Linked DNA regions of Homo sapiens: region 1 is linked to region 2. The links are chromatin loops, found by intact Hi-C in ENCODE. Cell type or tissue: PC-9. All regions are shown on one strand. Each heading gives the region's core, and the rest is flanking DNA. Links, peaks and the distances in the headings are about the cores only.

The links. Hi-C counts contacts between places; a loop is a spot of excess contacts. Peaks named below come from ENCODE experiments on the same cell type or tissue, not always from the same donor. Only the 100,000 strongest peaks of a DNase experiment are listed, where the experiment ranks them.
Region 1: a loop joins it to region 2, with 4 times the contacts of the local background. A loop is called at or near these places in 6 of 110 quality-filtered maps.

The regions. Positions count from the first base shown.
Region 1 is chr1:46,328,061-46,338,186 of GRCh38, reverse strand. No RefSeq gene overlaps it. Among named protein-coding and RNA genes, the nearest start is that of NSUN4, 7.7 kb to the left of the region's middle. RefSeq lists a silencer at 4,198-4,247 and enhancers at 5,783-6,512, 7,243-7,971, 7,972-8,701, 8,702-9,430. In PC-9, for the core only: CTCF peaks have their summits at 4,304 and 4,503 (motif pointing left); a DNase peak (open chromatin) is centred at 4,456.
Region 2 is chr1:46,515,230-46,525,355 of GRCh38, reverse strand. It overlaps DMBX1 (diencephalon/mesencephalon homeobox 1), which reads right to left. Exons shown (of 6, transcript NM_172225.2): 6 at 9,140-10,126. Among named protein-coding and RNA genes, the nearest start is that of TMEM275, 15 kb to the left of the region's middle. RefSeq lists enhancers at 1-282, 283-1,233, 1,234-2,184, 2,185-3,136, 7,568-8,419 and a cis regulatory region at 2,108-3,180. In PC-9, for the core only: a CTCF peak has its summit at 7,860; DNase peaks (open chromatin) are centred at 2,745, 4,655, 5,135 and 8,115; H3K4me3 peaks cover 1,231 bases; H3K27ac peaks cover 4,751 bases.

The sequences.
Region 1 (10,126 bases), core at 1,102-9,101, 190 kb after region 2:
TTCTTCTGCCTCAGCCTCCTGAGTAGCTGAGACTACAGGTGCAGGCCACCACGCCCAGCTAATTTTTATATTTTTAGTAGAGTCAGGGTTTTGCCATGTTGGCCAATCTGGTCTTGAACTCCTGACCTCAGGTGATCCACCCACCTTGGCCTCCCAAAGTGCTGCGATTACAGGTACGAGCCACTGCGCCCAGCCGATGATACAGTATTCTTTTTAAATATTGTTGGGATTCTTTTTTGTGTGTGTGTGTGTGTTTTTTTTTTTTTTTGAGACGGAGCCTTGCTCTTTCACCCAGGCCGGAGTGCAGTGGCGCTATTTCTGCTCACTGCAAGCTCCGCCTCCCGGGTTCACGCCATTCTCCTGCCTCAGCCTCCCGAGTAGCTGGGACTACAGGCGCCCGCCACCGCGCCCGGCTAATTTTTTGTATTTTTAGTAGAGATGGGGTTTCACTGTGTTAGCCAGGATTGTCTCGATCTCCTGACCTCGTGATCCGCCCGCTCCGGCCTCCCAGATTGTTGGGATTCTTGGGTCTGAGTTAATGAGTCGTATTTGCCTGCAGTTTTTTCTTCTTATAAAGTCTTTGTTTGATTCTGATATCAGGGTAATGCTGGCCTCATAAAATGAATTTAGGAAATGTCCCTTCACTTCTATTTTCTTTTTTTTTTTTAATTTTTTCTTTTTTTGAGTTGGAGTTTCCTTCTTGTTGCCCAGGCTGGAGTGCAATGGCATGATCTCGGCTCACTGCAACCTCCGCCTCCCAGGTTCAAGCGATTCTCCTGCCTCAGCCTCCTGAGTAGCTAGGATTACAGGCACCCGCCACCGCACCTGGCTAATTTTTTTTTCTTTTGTATTTTTAGTAGAGACAGGGTTTCACCATGTTGGCCAGGCTGGTGATTTTTTTTTTTTTTTTTTTTTTTTTTTTTTTTTTGAGACGGAGTCTCGCTGTCGCCCAGGCTGGAGTGCAGTGGCGCAATCTCGGCTCACTGCAGGCTCCGCCCCCGGGGGTTCACGCCATTCTCCTGCCTCAGCCTCCCGAGTAGCTGGGACTACAGGCGCCCGCCACCTCGCCCGGCTAATTTTTTGTATTTTTAGTAGAGACGGGGTTTCACCGTGTTAGCCAGGATGGTCTCGATCTCCTGACCTCGTGATCCGCCCGCCTCGGCCTCCCAAAGTCAGGCTGGTGATTTTTATTGATATATAATAATTGTACATATTTTGGGAGTACATGTGATATTTTGATACATGTATATGATGTATAATGATCAATTATGAAGGGATTGGGATATCCATCACCTCAAACACAAACATTTATCTTTGTGTTGGGATCATTATAATTCTTCTAGATATTTTAAAATATACACTAAATTATTTATAATTATAATTTCCCTACTTTACTATCAAATACTAGAATTTATTCCTTCTCTCTAACCATATTTTTGTACCTATTAACCAACTTCTCAATTTCTTTTTTTTTTTTCTTTTTTTGAGGAGTCTCGCTCTGTCGCCCAGGCTGGAGTGCAGTGGTGCCATCTCGGCTCGCTGCAAGCTCCACCTCCTGGGTTCACACCATTCTCCTGCCTCAGCCTCCCAAGTAGCTGGGACTACAGGTGCCCACCACCACGCCTGGCTAATTTTTTATATTTTTTAGTAGAGACAGGGTTTCACCATGTTAGCCAGGATGGTGTTGATCTCCTGACCTCAGGTGATCCGCCTGCCTCGGCCTCCCAAAGTGCTGGGATTACAGGCATGAGCCACTGCGCCTGGCCTTTTTTTTTTTTTTTTTTTTGTGACGGAGTTTCCTTCTTGTTGCCCAGGCTGGAGTGCAATGGCACATCTTGGCTCATCACAACCTCCGCCTCCCAGGTTCAAGCAATTCTCCTGCCTCAGCCTCCCGAGCAGCTGGGATTACGGGCATGTGCCACCACATCCGGCTAATTTTGTATTTTGAGTAGAGACGAGGTTTTCTCCATATTGGTCAGGCTGGTCTCAAACTCCTGACCTCAGGTGATCTGCCTGCCCCAGCCTCCCAAAGTGCTGGGATTACAGGCATGAGCCACCGTGCCTGGCTCAATTGCTTTAATGATATAGGGCAGTGGTGATTTTATCCCTCCCTTGGGGGACATGTGGTAACATCTGGAGACATTTGGGGTTGTTACAACTGGGTGGTCATTCTGGCATCTAGTCAGTAGAGGCCAGGGATACTGCTCAGTACCCTGCAATACACAGGACAGCCCTTCCCCACAACAATTATCCAACCTAAATATCAACAGTGCTGAGGTTGAGAAACCCTAATATAGAGCTATTTGAACTTTCTAATTCTTCTTGCATTGGTTTTGACAATTTGAATCTTTTTTTTTTCTTTTTTTGAGACAGAGTCTTACTCTGTCACCCAGGCTGGAGTGCAGTGGTGCAATCTCAGCTCACTGCAACCTACACCTCCCAGGTTCGAGATTCTTGTGCCTCAGCCTCCTGAGTAGCTGGGATTACAGGTACGCACCACCATACCCGGCTAATTTTTGTATTTTTAGTAGAGACGGGGTTTCACCATATTGCCCAGGCTGGTCTCTAACTTTCAACCTCAGGTGATCCCCCTGCCTCAGCCTCCCAAAGTGCTGGAATTACAGGCATGAGCCACCAAGCCCAGCCCCAACAATTTTAGTCTTTTAAAGAATGTGTCCATTTCATCTAAGGTATTGATTGTCTTCATATAAAGTGTTTCAGAATATTCCATTATTATCCTTTTAATGTCTATAGTATGGGGCGGCAAACTACAGCCACAAGCCAAATTCATCCTGCAGCCTGTTTTTGAAATATAAATACATAATTTTTATGGCTCCTTTACCACTGCAATAGAGTTAAGTAGTTGCTCCACAGATCATGTGTGGCCCACAAAGCCAAACATGCTCCCTGAATCTTTACAGAAAAAGCTTGCTGACCTTTGGTTTATAGGATCCTTAGTGATGTCCCCTATTACTGATATTGGCAATTTGTGTCTTCCCTCTTTTGTACCTTATCAGGCTAATGAGATGTTTATATATTTTATTGAACTTTTCAAAGGACTAGCTTTCGGTTTTGTTGTTTTCCTCCGTTTCTTTTATATGTAATTGATTTCCACTCTTATATTTATAGTTGATTTCTTTCTACCTTAGTTCTGTTGTCAAACTAAATAAAAGAGATTATCCAAATATAATCAATTAATTCAGGAGTAAGCATTGCAATGTGGAATATGGTACCATATTAACCTACGGGCATATGAGGAGGTAAAGGAAAACAAGAGTTGTTTTTTGTTTTTTAATTTTTTTTGAGACAGGGTCTCATTGTGTTGCCCAGGCTGGAGCGCAGTTGCACAGTCATGGCTCACTGCAGCCTCAACCTCCCAGGCTCAATCAATCCTCCTGCCTCAGCCTCCCAAGTAGCTGGGACTACTACTGGCACAAGCCACCACACCTGGCTAATTTTCATATTTTTTGTAGAGATGAGGTTTCACCATTTTACCCAGGCTGGTCTCAAACTCCTGGGCTCAAGGGACCGCCTGCCTTGGCCACTCAAAGAGTTGGGATTACAGGCATGAACCACTATGCCTGACCTGAAAAAAAAAGCAGGGGGGGCGGGGGTTAAAGGAAAAGTGAGAATCGTTACACATAGTAAGTTGTTTTGGAACAATTATCCCTTGCTACAAGAATTAGTAACAAGGGTTAGTCAATAACAAGCATCAGTCCAAGGTTGGACAGGCAGTTACTGGGCAGATGTTTTCACAGTAGTATTTTGTGTAAGGTTGTGATGGTTTTTGTGCAGGGCTGTGGTTTAGATGCAGACAGGCAGGCGAGCCCCAAAACTGGGGCTTAGTCTGGGAAGGATCTTGGCTTTGCCCAGGAAAGAATTTAAGGGTGAGCCGGTGGTGTTAAACAGCAATTTTTTTTTGAGTCAGGGTCTCACTCTGCCACCCAGGCTAGAGTGCAGTGGTGCAATCCCAATTCACTGCAGTCTCAACCTACTGGGCTCAAACAAGCTTCCCACCTCAGCTACCCAAGTAGCTGGGACCACAGGTGCCCACCACCATGACCAGCTAATTTTTGTATTTTTTGTAGAGACAAGATCTCATTATGTTGCCCAGGCTGGTCTCAAGCTCCTGAGCTCAAGCAATCTTCCTGCCTCAGCCTCCCCAAGTGCTGTTATTGGAGGCATCAGCCACCATGAGTGGTCAAACAGCAATTTTTATTGAACTGGAGCTACTCCTTGTAGAGTAGAGACAACTCATAGGCAGTGTGCCCAGAGCCGCTCTTGTCCTGTTAGCAACTGTATTTATAGCCACTTACACCCACTTTTAATTAGATGCAAATTAAGAAGCAGGCTAATGCAAATTGAGGGGCAGGTTATTCCTAACTTTCTAGGAAAGGGGCAGTAACTTCCTGGTCATTGCCATAGCATCTGTAAATATGCCCCAGAGGAAGTATCTTATGCTAATGACCAGTGAGGGTAGCTAGGGATGGTTTTTGTTGCCATCTGCTGGTTCCTGCCGGTTTCTTCATTTTATCTAAGCGGCACCTTGGGAGCTGGAAATAATTCCTGCCAGTCCCCTACTTCATTCCCCCTCAGAGATTAGATACTCCTCCTTAATCTTAAAGGGGCGGCCAGGTGTGGTGGCTTAGGCCTGTAATCCCAGCACTTTGGGAGGCCAAAGCAGGTAGATCACTTGAGGCCGGGGGTTCGAGACCAGCCTGGCCATCATAATGAAACCCCATCTGTATTAAAAATACAAAAATTAGCTGGGCGTGGGGCACAGGCCTGTGGTCCAGGCTACTCAGGAGGCTGAGGCAGGAGAATCATTTGAACTCGGGAGGAGGTTGCAGTGGGCCAAGATAGCACCACTGCGCTCCAGCCTGGGGGACAGAGTGAGACTCTCTCTTTAAAAAGACCTTAAATGGGCTGCAGAAGGGAAGAGGGCCATCTTCTGTAGCTGTTTTCTGCTAATTTTATGGTCATAGGCCCTGCCTAGCATTGGAGGAGTGACAATCTCTGGATACCTAATCTGATGGGTCTAATAGCTGCTTGTTTTTATTTTCTAAGTCAGAAGATGGGATGGGTTAGAAGTCTTGTGCCAGCATTGTTTTCATGTGGAATTATTGTAGTCTAGAAGACACAAATGTTACTAGGAGGTTAAACAAGCAAGGGCCAAAAATTAGTAATAATAGAATCGCTATTTAAAAGTCTTAGGAAAGGTAAAAACCAGGTGAGAATAACAAATATAGTTTAATACTGCACATACTCAGCCTTGTAATATTATTTAGTTTTGTGTTTGTGAAATAACAACTTTTTTTTTTTTTGAGACGGAGTCTCGCTCTGTCCCCCAGGCTGGAGTGCAGTGGCGCGATCTCAGCTCACTGCAAGCTCCGCCTCCCGGGTTCACGCCATTCTCCTGCCTCAGCCTCCCGAGTAGCTGGGACTACAGGCGCCCGCCAACACGCCCAGCTAATTTTTTGTATTTTTAGTAGAGACGGGGTTTCACTGTGTTAGCCGGGATAGTCTCAATCTCCTGACCTCGTGATCCGCCCGTCTCGGCCTCCCAAAGTGCTGGGATTACAGGCATGAGCCACCGTGCCCGGCCACAACTTTAAGTCTTATAAGAGTTTGAGGGAAGAGAGAGAACTTCTCATATGGTTTTATATTGTTTTATACTCAGTACCTGTTTTAAGAAAAAAAAAAAAAAACAAGGAAGTAAAACCAAAGACAGGCAGCCCGGCGCCAGGCCCGAAACCAGGCCCTGGCCTGCCTGACCTAAACCCAGTAGTTAAAAATCAACTCATAACTTAAAAACCGATGTTATTCATAGATTCCAGACATTGTATAGAAGAACACTGTGAAACTCCCTGCCCTGTTCTGTTTCTCTCTGAGCACCGGTGCATGCAGCCCCTGTCACGTACTCCTTGCTTGCTCAAATCAATCACGACCCTTTCATGTGAAATCCTTAGAGTTGTGAGCCCTTAAAAGGGACAGGAATTGCTCACTCGGGGAGTTCGGATTTTAAGGCAGTAGCTTGCCGATGCTCCCAGATGAATAAAGCCCTTCCTTCTACAACTCGGTGTCTGAGAGGTTTTTGTCTGCGGCTTGTCCTGCTACATTTCTTGGTTCCCTGACCGGGAAGCGAGGTGACTGACGGCCGGCTTAAACCTGCCCTGTGGAGCGTCCCTGTGGGGGACTCCAGACAGCTTGAGTGACGCGATCCAAAGAGTGCTCCCGGGTAGGCAATTGCCCCAGTGGAACGCGTCGCCAGAGCAGCATGTAGCAGGCCCCCACAGAGGATTAACACAGTGGCTGAACACCAGGAAGGAACTGGCACTTGGAGTCCGGACATCTGAAACTTGGTAAGACTAGTCTTTGGAACTTGCCCCACTCCATCTGAGTGGAAGCATGGCCTGATCACCCATGGCGGGTCTGCATTGGCACTTTTGTTCTGGTTTTAACTTGACTTGAATTGCTGGATACTTTGGTTTTGGTTTTGACTTGTCTTGGATTTTTTGGTACTCGGATTTTGAATTTCGTGATTTTGGTTTGGTATAAACGGTAAAAGTGTATGTGTGCCCTTTTTACCTGTTCTTTGTCTTGTGGTGAGTGTGTGTGATGTGAGCATGGTATTTTGTATCAAAAAAAAAAAGCAGCATGGGTCAGGCAAATAAGCCCACCCCACTAGGAACTATGTTAAAAAGAGAATTTCAAGAGAGAATTTAAGGGAGATTACGGTGTTACTGTGGCACCAGGAAAACTTAAAACTTTGTGTGAAATAGACTGGACAGCATTAGAGGTGGGTTGGCCTGGACAGGTCCGTTGTTTCAAAGGTATGACAGAAGGCCACCTGTAAGCCAAGGCACCCAGACCAGTTTCTGTACATAGACAGTTACAGCTGGTTTTAGACCCCCTTCCCCCCCACAGCAGTCAAGAGAATAGCAGCATAATGGCCGGGCACGGTGGCTCAAACCTGTAATCCCAGCACTTTGGGAGGCCGAGGCGGGCGGATCACAAGGTCAGGAGATCGAGACCATCCTGGCTAACACGGTGAAACCCCGTCTCTACTAAAAATACAAAAAAAAAAAATTAGCTGGGCGTGGTGGCAGGCACCTGTAGTCCCAGCTGCTGGGGAGGCTGAGGCAGGAGAATGGCATGAACCTAGGAGGCGGAGCTTGCAGTGAGCTGAGATCGCACCACTGCACTCTAGCCCGGGCGACAGAGCAAGACTCCATCTCAAAAAAAAGAATAGCGGCATAAATGGCTGGCAGAGGCAAGGAAAGACCAGCAGAGAGAAAAAGAGGCCATCTATACCAATTCTAAGTTAATTTAGACTAAACAAGGTCTTATTAATAGCAAAGGATAATTGAAATCCCAAACTTACAAGGTTTTCAACAAAAGTGACGTTTGCTAAAAGTTAACAGTGTAACATGTATTATGGTAACTTCTAATCTTGTGGCCTTGGACAGTCTAGTCCAAAGACATAAGGAATGGTTATCTTCAAAAAAAGAAAAAAAAAGGGGGGCAGGCAAAATTTATGTAAAAAGAGTGTTATATGGTAAATTCTTGTCCTGAAATAAATTAACTGTTTGTTTAAAGAAAAAAAGTTTGTAATAAGTCAGAAAGTTGAGACATGTTGAAAAATTGTCTCCAAAAGTTGTAAACAAAAAATGAAGGGGTGGGTTGCCCCTCCACACCTTTGGGTGTTTCTTGTTAGGTGGAACGAGAGACTTGGAAAAGAAAAAGACATGGAGACAAAGTATAGAGAAAGAAATAAGGGGGCCCAGGGGACCAGCGTTCAGCATACGGAGGATCCCGCCGGACTCTAAGTTCCCTTAGTATTTATTGATCATTATTGGGTGTTTCTCTCTCAGAGAGGGGGATGTGGCAGGGTCATAGGATAATAGTGGAGAGAAGGTCAGCAGGTAAACACGTGAACAAAGCTCTCTGCATCATGAACAAGGTAAAGAATTAAGTGCTGTGCTTTAGATATGCATACACATAAACATCTCAATGCCTTAAAGAGCAGTATTGCCCACCGCATGTCCCACCTCCACCCCTGAGGCGGTTTTCCCCTATCTCAGTAGATGGAATATACAATTGGGTTTTACACTGAGACATTCCATTGCCCAGGGACGCGCAGGAGATAGATGCCTTCCTCTTGTCTCAACTGCAAAGAGGCATTCCTTCCTCTTTTACTAATTCTCCTCAGCACAGAACCTTTACGGGTGTCGGGCTGGGGGATGGTCAGGTCTTTCCCTTCCCACGAGGCCATATTTCAGACTATCACATGGGGAGAAACCTTGGACAATACCTGGCTTTCCTAGGCAGAGGTCCCTGAGGCCTTCTGCAGTGTTTGTGTCCCTGGGTACTTGAGATTAGGGAGTGGTGATGACTCTTAATGAGCATGCCGCCTTCAAGCATAAAAAATTGGTCAAACATAAAAAATTGGATAAATATGTCTACAAGGTTTTATTAAAATTAAGTTTAACATTAACAACACACTAATATAAAGGTAAAATTTAACTTATCTGGTATAAAAATCATACAAGAAACATTATTAAATATAAAATAATGTTTAGCTTTCTTTGGTCTAAAAACTAATAAAAATAGGTGCTAAAGGAAACATTCATTTTACTAGAGGACCATACAAGTTAAAGACTTAAAACAAACTTTGGCAATTAAGACGGCATACCAAGATGCAAATGCCTGGTTGAAATGGATCATATATTCCATCTGCACGTTAAACAAAAGCAATTGTTATGCTTGTGCACGTGGCAGGCCAGAGGCCCTGATTGTCCCCCTTCCACTAAGGTGGTCCTCCAGTCGACCAGGCGTGGGCTGCATGGTAGCTCTTTTCCAGGATTCTACAGCCTGGAGTGATAAGTCATGCCAAGCTCTCTCTGCTATATCCTGAAGTCCCTGCGGGTCAGCCCCGGAGGGCCATCCAACTTATGTCTCCCAACACTAAGTTCACTTCTTGTCTCTCATGGCAGGGAGGAGATTTAGCATTCCTTGGAGACCTGAAGGGATGCAGTGAGCTTAAGAATTTTCAAGAGCTTATCAATCAGTCAGCCTCTGTTCATCCCCGAGTGGATGTATGGTGGTATTGTGGTGGACCTTTACTGGGCACTCTGCTGAATAACTAGAGTGGCACTTGTGCTTTAGTCCATTTGGCTATCCCTTTTACCCTGGCATTTCATCAACCAGAGGAAAAAAAAAAAATAAGACATCATAAAGCGAGAGAAGCTCCTTATAGGTCTTTCAACTCTCACATCTATTTAGATGCAACTGGAGCCCCGCAAGGAATACCAGATCAATTTAAAGCTTGAAATCAAATAGTTACAGGATTTAAGTCAATATTTTGATAGATGACAGTCAATAAAAATGTAGATTAGAAAAACTACATCTATTACAATGAGCTTTACATGAGTTAAAAAAAAACTCCTTTTGGGCCCAGCCCTGAGGCTATCTGACCTGACAAAACTCTTTACACTCTATGTGTCAGAAAGAGAAAAAATGGCAGTTAGAGTTTTAACCCAGACTGTAGGGCCCTGGCCAAGGCCAGTGGCCTATCTCTCAAAGCAACTAGACGGGGTTTCCAAAGGCTGGCCCCACGTCCAAGGGCCCTGGCAGCAACGGCCCTGTTAGCACAAGAAGCAAATAAGCTAACTCTTAGGCAAAACCTAAAGTCCCCCCATGCTGTGGTGATTTTAATAAATACCAAAGGACACCATTAACTAATGAATGCTGGACTAACTAGATACCAAAGCTTGCTCTGTGAAAATCCCTGCATAACCATTGAAGTTTGCAACACCCTAAACCCCGCCATCTTGCTGGGCATCTTGTATCAGAGAGCCCAGTTAAACATAACTGTGTAGAAGTATTGGACTCAGTTTATTCTAGTGGGCCCAAACTCCGAGACCATCCTTAAACAGCAGTAGACTGGGAGCTGTACGCGGATGGGAGCAGCTTCGCCAACCCCTGCAAAGTGACTCTGAAGAAGACGACAAGCCCTGCTCCAGTCATACCCGGAAGCTGACTGGTCCACACACAGCTGAAGCATGAGGAAACTCATAGCAGGGGACTCATTTTCCTTAAAATTTGGACTTGTATTGTAAGGACT
Region 2 (10,126 bases), core at 1,268-9,267:
CAGCGTAATAGATCGCACCTCCCCACCCCATTCCTTCCCCCAGGAGCCTTCAGTCCTGCCTCCGGGCCTGGGCCAGCCTCTTTCCTCACATCTGTCCACCTGGCAGTTGCACTGCCTGGTCATCTTGGCCTCACTCTTGGTCTAGTCATTCCATCTGTCTCCTCCAGCCATGCATTGAGCCCCCACCTCACTCCTGGTCACAGTGTCTTCATAACCTTTAATCGGCCTGCCAAAGGTACATTCCATTGCTTATGTATTTGTTGTCTGTCTTCCCCCTCGCACATCAGGTGCTGTCCTGCTCAGCACTGTATTCCCAGTGATGGGGGGGGGGGGGCTGCATCTTCCACGCAGGTGGTGCTCAGTCAACTAATGTTGACTTCCCATCCACCTCACAGAGACTGGGACATGGTCCCTAAACTCTGGATGTTGATGCCGAGAACTAGGAGACTGTGCCAGGACAGAGCCATGTCCTCTGGAAGAGACAGGAGGCTGTGGCATGGCCGCTGCCTTGGACCTAGCCTCATCTCTTAAAGATGGCATGAGGGAGGCAGGCAGGAAAAGTGAGAAGGCCTGCAAGGACAGAGGGTCCACCTGTCCTTGGGTGCTGTCCCAGGAGATCCGCTCACTCCACTGCCCCAGGCTGCTGTGCCTTTGCCCTCTGATGACCTCTAAGCCCCATCTGCACCCCCAGCCAGGAGGACCCAGCATGGGAAGAAGCTCTGAATGGAACAATTGAGGACACAGGATGATATCACATGGAAGACAAAACCCAGCAAGACTCTTGGAAACCAAGGCTGCCTGAGAAAGGCACCTGTATGGACCACCCTGACCAACCTCTACACAGGAGACAGAGGCCCAGAAAAAGCCAGGGCTTGCCCAAGTGTACTGCAAAGCCATGGCAGGGCCCAGACAGAAGCCTGGTTCCCTGAGGTCCTCAGCAGAGCTTGTCCCTCACATGCTCTTCCCAGTTAATTTAACAAGTTCAGTACTGGTTGAACACAAACTCCATACCAGGCTGTATGCCATGCCAGCTTCTGCCCAGGGAGCCCCATCTGGCAGTGGTTGAGAACTGTATATAGTGGTCAGAGGCATCAAGAGGAGGAGGGGCATCTCCCTCCCCTGTGATAATCTGGCAAGTCTTCCTGGAGCAGGTGGCATGTGGCTGGGCTCTGAAGAGTGAAGCCTGTCCCCAGGAGGAGGGACCGGCAGAGCAGAGGTATCCGGGGAGAGGGCACGGTGAGTGTGTGAGGTGCCACGCCAGCTGGGTGACACACTCCACAACAGCATGAATAGACATGTTCTGTGTGGCTCCCAGGCCAAGCCAGGCCTGATAAGGAGGCTACTGGGTGGCAGATTTCAGACAACATGAAGAAGAACTTTCCAACAGCCCTGGCGTAGGCTGCCCTGGAAGGTAGTGAGCTGCCCACCCCTTCAGGCTTGTGGATAGGAGCTGGGTATCAGTGATTCCTCCCCGGATGGAAGCCGAACTAGAGACCGGTGAGAATGTCTATTCTGAGAAACTGAAGCAGAAATGGCCAGACTTCAACAGGCCTGGCTCTTTAGTAGGCGACCTCTCCCCCACACCTTGTCCATCCTCCTGGGCTCTGCAGGCCCCTGGTGGCTGGAGTGTGGGAGAGGGAGGTAACAAGGCAGACAGAAGAATGACTGCTTTTTCAGTTATTCTTCTATGTATCTATGGCTTCCACCCAACCCAGCAGGGTGGGGCGCTTAAATCAGGCTCAGAAGTTGTCCAAAGCCCCACTTAAAAAAAAAATAGGGACAGAGGGCTGGGCATGGTGGCTCACACCTGTAATCCCAGCACTTTGGGAGACCAAGGCTGGCGGATCACTTGAGCTCAAGAGTTCAAGGCCAGCCTGGGCAACATGGTGAAACCCCACCTCTGTCAAAAAATACAAAAATTAGCTGGGCATGGTGATGTGTACCTGTAGTCCCAGCTGCTTGGGAGGCTGAAGTGGAAGGATGGCTTGAGCCCAGGAAGGTGAGGCTGCAGTGAGCTGTGATCATACCACTGCATTTCAGCCTGGGTGACAGAGTGAGACCCTGTCTTTAAAAAAATGAATAGGGACTGAGGCCCAGAGAAGGGCTTTTCCAATAGCCCACAGTCCAAGAGGCAGGCTGGGGCTTGCAGGCTGCGCGGTCCTTTCTAGGCAGCTTACCGAGGGCAGACTGAAGGTAAACCTGAAGGAGGTGAACCTTTCAGACGTCTCGCGGGCCCTGCCTCCACAGGGGCTGTGCATGCTAAGGAGACAGCGAGGGGCGGGCCGATGAGCACCTGCCTTTACCTCCCCTTAATCTCCCGTGTCGTCAAGTTTCCGCCTCAGCCCCCTGTCGTGAAGCTTCTGCCTCAGGTACCCTGGATTCTTCCTGAAGCACTGGGGCTCCTGTGTTCTGGAGTTCTCTTCAGGAGAATCCTAAGGTAAAAAAGAATGTGTTCCCTCCCTCCTGGCTGCCCAGCACATGCTGTGCAGAGGCCAGGAGATGGGCAGGGTGACCTGGGAAGGACCCAGGCCTGCGGGTCTATCGTCCCGCTTAGATGAGACCAACAACAAAGAGCAGCTTGTACACACACTCACACCCACGTGCACCCACACACGCCCACACAGGCTCTTTCCAAGAACAGCTCTTCAAGCCTGGCTGCCAAGATAAAGGAGCCACGGGGCGGTCAACCCCAGGAGGAAATATCGCTTCTGCAACTTTTGTTGTTCAGAGGTCTTTGTGAAATCTCCAGACTCTTCTTGGAAAGGATCCCAGGCTGAGGTGGCAGTTTCCCGCAGCGGGAGACATGGGTGAGGGCCACGCAGCCTCCCCGGCCTGGAAGGAGCTGGGGGAGGAGAGCCCCAGGGGGCCGGGCTTGGAGTCATTAGTGGTGGCAACAGAAGCTTAATCCTTCACTTCCATTATTACCGCACTCAACTCCCACAAGCCTGGGGGTAGACAGAGACCTCCCCATTTTACAGATGATGAAACAGAGGTTCCCAGAAGCCTAGCAGCTTATTAAATAGTCCACAGTGAGTCAGTGCTAGAAATGAAACTGTGACTGACTTGGCACCAGTCACAGACTGAGCCGGCCCTGCCCCAAACTGAGTCCTGCCATGGCCCATTCTGAGCTCCAACTCTGACCTCTAATCGAGCTGTGTCTTGCCCTAGATTGATCCTGAATCTAGCCTCAGATTGCCCCTCCTGTTAGCCGTAAGCCCTTCGAGGTCAGAGACGTGTGCACTTCTCATTCACCCCTGCTCCTTTACGTGGATATATGTGTGATTATTTGAGTAATCTCCATTTTATCCATTAGACTATATATAGGGCCAGGAACTGAGTCTACTTTTGTTTAGTGGCACTTATCATAATGTAATAAGTGCAATAATAACAAGCAAGTATTGGCCGGGCGTCGTGGCTCATGCCTGTAATCCCAGCACTTTGGGAGGCCAAGGTGGGTGGATCACTTGAGCTCAGGAGCTAGAGACCAGCTTGGGCATAACAGTGAGACCTCATCTCAAATAATAAAAGTAAAAACAAATTTAAAAAAAAAAAACAAGCAAGTATTGAGCATTTACTAAATGCCAAAATTGTGCTAAGTGTTTTACAGATGTTATCTTTTATTCCTAACAAAGAACCCTGAAGTAGGCATTATCATTCGCCCCACTTTACCAAGGAGAATACTGAGCCCCAAGGTGACACTAGGAGGAGGTGTGTATAGGATGCTCTTGGTAGTTCCCTCCACCCCTCACACTCAGTTGCCTGATGAGGAATGGGGTGGAGAAGGAAACCGTGGCTGGAAGAGGAAGTGGTGGCCCTTGGGCAGGTGGGAGAAGCAGAGGGCTTTCTGGAGGCCTTGGGTTTCTGAAGCCACAGAAGGGCCAGTGACTTAGCTGAAAGAGATGGGGTGGGCTGGGCACTGTGGCTTACACCTGTAATCCCTGCACTTGGGGAGGCTGAGGCAGGCGGATCACCTGAGGTCAGGAGTTCGAGACCAGCCTGGCCAACATAGTGAAACCCCCTGTCTCTACTAAAAATACAAAAAAATTAGCCAGGTGTGGTGGCAGGCGCCTGTAATCCCAGCTGCTTGGGAGGCTGAGGCAGGAGAATTGCTTGAACCTAGGAGGCAGAGGTTGCAGTGAGCTAAGATCACACCATTTCATTCCAGCCTGGGCAACAAATGCAAAACTCTGTCTCAAATAAATACATAAATAAATAGAAATGGGGTGGGAGTGAGACCAGCTATATATTTTATGGGGTCCAGGGCAAAATGAAAATGCAGGGCCCCTTGCTTAAAATGTAAAGATTTCAAGATGGTGACATCAGAACATTGCGGGCCCTCTGAGCCCAGGGCCCTGTGTGACTGCATGGGTCACACGCCCATGAGGCTGCTGCAGGAGGGAGCATGCTGTGAAGAGGTGGGCTCAAGGCAGCCCCTTGGGGTGGATGTGTGGGTTGGTGCACATGGGTGTTCACATGGCAGCTGGGACCAGTGTCTGACTCTTATGTGGGCATTTGGGTGGCATCTTCCACAATCACAGGGCAGCCGCCACCAAGTCTCTGTGGGCACCAGGCCAGCAGTTTGGCTCGAGAGGCTGTCTGTACAGGGGAGCTGGTGCCACTGAGCATTCAGGGGCTGTCTGGAGTGTGAGCAAGCCGGGAAGAATGCATGTCTGGGGGTGGAGCGGGTGTGTGGAGCATCAGGCGACAGAGCGTGGCTGTGTGTCTGCCGGTTTGCAGTGGGGCTGTGTACACAGGCATGAGAGACAGGGAGACAGACACCCTGGGATTGTGTGGTCCAGTGCAGAAGTCAACATGTCCCAGGGGTGTGAGAGGATGCGTGTGTGCGTGTGTGCTGTGAATGTATGGGGAATGTGTGTGAGAGGCTGTCAGTGTGTGGGGGCGTGTATGCCTATTCCCACGTGCCTTCCTGGGTGCTGGCCCTTGCTGTCTTCCTTATTGTGAGGCCTCCCAGGTGAAGACCTCTCCAGCCTGCCTCAGCCCAGCCCCCAGGCCTTTGTGGGACCAGGTCCCCTCTCAGAGCGACATTCCTGCCTGCCGTGGGGTGGGCAGCCCCACAGAGCTGCCTCCTAGGCTGCTGGGGTGATCCCTGGCCAGTGGTGTCAGGTTCCCAGTGCTGAGCCCTCCCTCTGCAACCCTCTGAGGGCCTTTGTTGGAAGTTCAGACACACTTGTCAGGGGGGCGGGTAGAAGGCCACCTCCTAATCGGCTTTCCCAGAAGCTAAAGGAGAATGAGTGATGGGGGTGGAGGGCTCCAGCCCAGAGCAGCTCTGTGGGAAAGAGATGAGGGAAGTGCCCAGCCCTAAAGGGGTCCATTCCCCAGACCCTCTCAGCAGGGGCCCCTTCCCTGAGGGCCCCTAAGGAACCAGACCCCTGAGCTGCAAGAACATTGGCCAAGGCCTAAGAGAAGGGGGAACTACCGGGCGCCATGGCTCAGCCAGGCGGTGGCTCACGCCTGTAATCCCAGCACTTTGGGAAGCAAAGGCAGGTGGATCACCTGAGGTCAAGAGTCTGAGACCAGCCTGGCCAACATGGTGAAACCCGTCTCTACTAAAAATACAAAAAATTAGCCAGGAGTGGTGGTCAGCGCCTGTAGTCCCAGCAACTGGGGAGGCTGAGGCAGGAGAATCCCTTGAACCCGGGAGGTGGAGGTTGCAGTGAGCCAAGACCGCACCATTGCACTCCAGCCTGGGCAACAAGAGCAAAACTCCATCTCAAAAAAAAGAAAGAGAGAACATGGGGAATTTGGAGAGAAGCTTCGGGGAGCCCCCTACCTTTCCCATTTCCCCCACCATGGGCTATCTGAGCACCAACGGCATGCTGGGCCTAGAACTGCTCAGCTTCTCAGCCTCCCCAGTGCCTTCTCCTTTTTACCTCCTCTGAGTCACCCAGGAAGCAGGCTGGACCTGGTTAAAGATTCCTATTCAACAGAATAGGAAACTGCAGACCAGAGAGGGATAGTTATTTGCCCTCAGTAAACAGCAAGCCAGGCTTAGCTCATCCTGGCTCCACCAGTAGCTTCTTCTTCTCTTTGTGGTCAGCGTTTCCCTGAGGTCCCATCCTCTGCTTCTCTCTCTGTAATCTCATTTAGCAACGTGGCTTCATTCACCATCTCCCTGTGACAACCATCAAGGCTAAGAGCATGGATTCTGAGGCCAGCCAGGTTCATCCCTTGGTTGGCCCATGACTAGCTATGTGGCCCCTCAGCAAGTTATTTAACCACTCTGTACCTCAGTTTTCCCATCTGTAAATGAGGATAGTAATAGTACCTACCTCATAGAGTTGTGTAAGGATTAAGTGACTTCTTTTATTTATTATTATTATTATTAATTATTTTTTGAGACAGAGTCTCACTCTGTTGCCCAGGCTGGAGTGCAGTGCTGCAATCTCAGCTCACTGCAATCTCTGCCTCCCGGGTTCAAGCAATTCTTCTGCCTCAGCCTCCTGAGTAGCTGTGAATACAGGTGCCTACCACCACGCCCGGCTAACTTTTGTATTTTTAGTAGAGTCAGGGTTTCACCCTATTGGCCAGGCTGGTCTTGAACTCCTGACCTCATGATATGCCCGCCTCGGCCTCCCAAAGTGCTGGGATTACAGGAGTGGGCCACCATGCCCAGCCAAGTGGCTTCTTACGTGTAAGGTGCCAGGCACAGAGAAAGTCTGTGTCAGCAGCAGAGACAGACCCTACATCTTCCCTTGAATAAATAGAAGTCTCCTCAAATGCAGCAAACAAGACTACCCTGAGCTCAGGATCATTTTCGGACACTCACTCCACTCCAACAGAGTAGGGGTCTCCATCTACCCTATTGCCTGGCCAGAGACTTGAAAGTACCCTTGACCCTCCCCATCCTGCTTAAAATCACCACAACAATTTTCCTTCCGAAATCTCTCATCAATCAGACCCCTGCTCTGCACTCCCTCCCCCAGTCCAGATGGATGCCACCCTCCTCTCACCAGGACGTGACAGATACTGGCCTCCTCTCTGATCTCCTGCCCCCACCTCCTTCTCATGAGCCACCATGCAGCGAAAGTGGGGGTTACTAAAATACGCATAGATCACCCCACTCCCTCACTGGGAATAGCTTCCAGTGCCTCCCACACCCTTGGCCCTTGGGCTTCAGTCCAAGGTCCTTGTTTCCCTCCTCATCCTCACTGGCTGGCACCACCCCCACCATCCTCAAGCCCCACCCAGACAAGTCCCTTGTTCTTTCAGGGCTCAGGGCTTTGGCAAGCTGGCTCAATCCTGCAGCTTTCTATGAGCTATGCCTCTCCCAGGGCACCCTTCTCTTTGACTTCCTGGTGAACACTGGACCCATGAGACTCAGGTCAAAAGTCTCCCTCCCAAGGGGCCTTTCTGATCTCCCTAGACTGAGCTAGGGGTCCTCTTCTGTGCTCCCACAGGTATCCTTTTTTTTGTTTGTTTTTTGTTTTTTGTTTTGAGACAGAGGCTCGCTCTGTCGCCCAGGCTGGAGTGCAGTAGTGCCGTGGCTCATTGCAACCTCCGCCTCCCAGGTTCAAGCAGTTCTTGTGCCTCAGCCTCCCGAGTAGCTGAATAGCTGGGATTACAGGCACACGCCACCACACCTGGCTAATATTTGTTATTTTTAGTAAAGACAGGGTTTTGCCATGTTGGCCAGGCTGGTCTCGAACTCCTGACCTCAGGTGATCTGCCCACCTTGGCCTCCCAAAATGCTGGGATTACAGGCGTGAGCCACTGTGCCCATCCCAAGGTCTCCATTTTTTGAACACCATATCACCCTGTGTTGTAGTGTTTTCCTTACTTGTTTCTATGTAGCCAGCTCCCAGCACAGGCATAGGCATACAGCAGGTGCTCTGTGTATGCTGAGTGCATGAGTGATTTGAACTGCAGTGTTACCAGGGTACCCTTTATGCCAGGGAAGGTGTGTCCCTTGGGGCTGAAGTACGTAGGAGGCAGTCAATGGCTCAGGCCAGGGGAGGGAGCAGTGGGAGATTTGAGGCAGATATTTGATCTCTCAGCCCCTCCCAGGGAGGCAGGGGACAAGGTGAAAGGGAGACGCTCCCCGCCCTAATCCTCAGCCCGCTGGGGAGAGAGGAATGCGTCTCCTGGGGTGGACCTGGGAAGTGGGGAGGTCAGGGCCCGCCCCTGGGAAGCCTAGCAGACAGCTGCCTGCATACATTCAGGTCTGCTGGGTTCTCCTACCAGGAAATCCGCAGACAGAGGAGACTGTCACCTCCCCTAAACCTCAGCCAGGTGCATGCACCACCTCTTCTGGCTCTTGGCCCTGCGCCGGCACTCTGGAGCACCGGGGAAGAAGGTGGAGCCAAAGCAGCCAGGACTGAGCAGAGATCTCTTGTCTTCTTTTTCTTGAAATGCAGCTGGAGGGACCAGGGTTTCACAGCAAGAACTTCCTGGCTGTGCATTTTTTCTGCACTTATTGCCTATATGTACGGTCTTGCCGTCTATCTCGCGCTGTCTCTCCTGCTCATCGTGAATGTGCTCGTACACACACAGATGCAAGCAGACACTTAGGAATTCATAGCACAGGTTCTCAGACCTGCAGATAGACTTATAACAACACAGACACACCCCAGCGCACCATGGCAGAAAGCCCTCCTTCATCCTCTGCTTGCTCACCTCTGAGGACAGAGCTCACAGCCTCTGAAGGCTTCCCTTTCCACTGGAAAATAGCTCTGGCTGTAGATCCAAATGTCTCTTCTTACCACTCCCCTTTGGCCCTGGCTTACTTGCAGTTTTCCACAGAGTCCCCTGCCTCTCTCTGTCCTGCAGACCCATCCGTCTCCCAAGCTACACTGAATACTCCCAGGCATTGCTTGTCTCAGGCGTCCCATGTCCCAGGCTACTCTGCCACTTGTGTTTGGGTGAGGTCCAAACAGCCTAGAGAAGATGGAACTGTCTCCCATTATCTGCTCCCCTGCAGCCACTCCAGAGTGGCATCCCGGCTGCAGATTAGTAAGGGCCACAGAGAGAGCTACACAGTCAGTGTGACAATGGCCAATAGTGCAGTAGGTCCGCCTCCCTCCCCACTGGCCATGGCATCAGAGGGGCAGTGAACAGACCTGGAGACACTGCCTGCTCAGGCCACTGCGGGCATCTCTGGGAATGAACATGGACTGAGGTCTGGGCTGCTGGGTTCTCTTTTATTCGCCAAGTAAGACAAAGAACAGGTCACAACATCACAGGGAATGAGACTGACAGAAGGACAGATACACAGAGTGTCATGCAGCACTACACAGGGGGCAGGCGAGGGGACAGGCAGGGGTGAATTAAGTCTTGTTTTTTTCCACTAACAGAATAAATAAATACAGTACACAGTGTCTTTGCCATGGGCTGGCACGACCTCTAAGCACAAATGGTCACAAAACAGCTGGTTTGGAAAGCAGTCTGTAGAGCCCACCAGCCTTGGAGTTGGGGTTGGGATCCGGGCCCCTGGACCATGCTCTGAGGGAGTGAGGAAACAGAGAAATGGAGACTCAGACAGCAGGGAGAGGCCAGGCATGAGGCATTCCTGGAAGGGACAGTCAGAGCTTGAGCCTCTGGCTTTCAGGCCCAGGTTGGCCCAGCAGGCCTGGGAGGGGCTCCAGCATCAGGTGTGGTGGGCCTGTACCCTCTGCCCACAAGAAGGGAAGCGCGGTGCTGCTTACAAGCGTGCTCAGAGGAGATGCACGGTGCCGCTTACCAGTGTGCTTGGAGGAGACACAGGTGTCCTCTCCTCTTGCTCTCCAGCTGCTTTCAGTACCCAAGGCTGGTGCCCTAAACTTGAGAGCCCTCCGAGGGCAGGGACCACATGTACCTTCCCTGCCTTCTCTGGCAGATTTGGGTCAATTGAATGGGACAAGTGTTAACAAACATCTGAGGGAAGCTCGGCTGCTCCTAAGGTGGGCCTGCCTCCAGCCATGACAGAACATTGCCCCTTAGGAGTTCAGGGGAGGCTTCCTGGAGGAGGTAGTGATATCTAAGGCTGTTGGATTCCAAGGCCTAGTGACAGTCACTTGTACCCAGGAACTGACAAAAAGCTTCAGCCTAAAAGCAGCTAGGAAGCTTCCCATACCTATCCAGATGATTATTTTTTGTTTTAGAAACAGAACTTCCTGGGGCTAATCCCAGA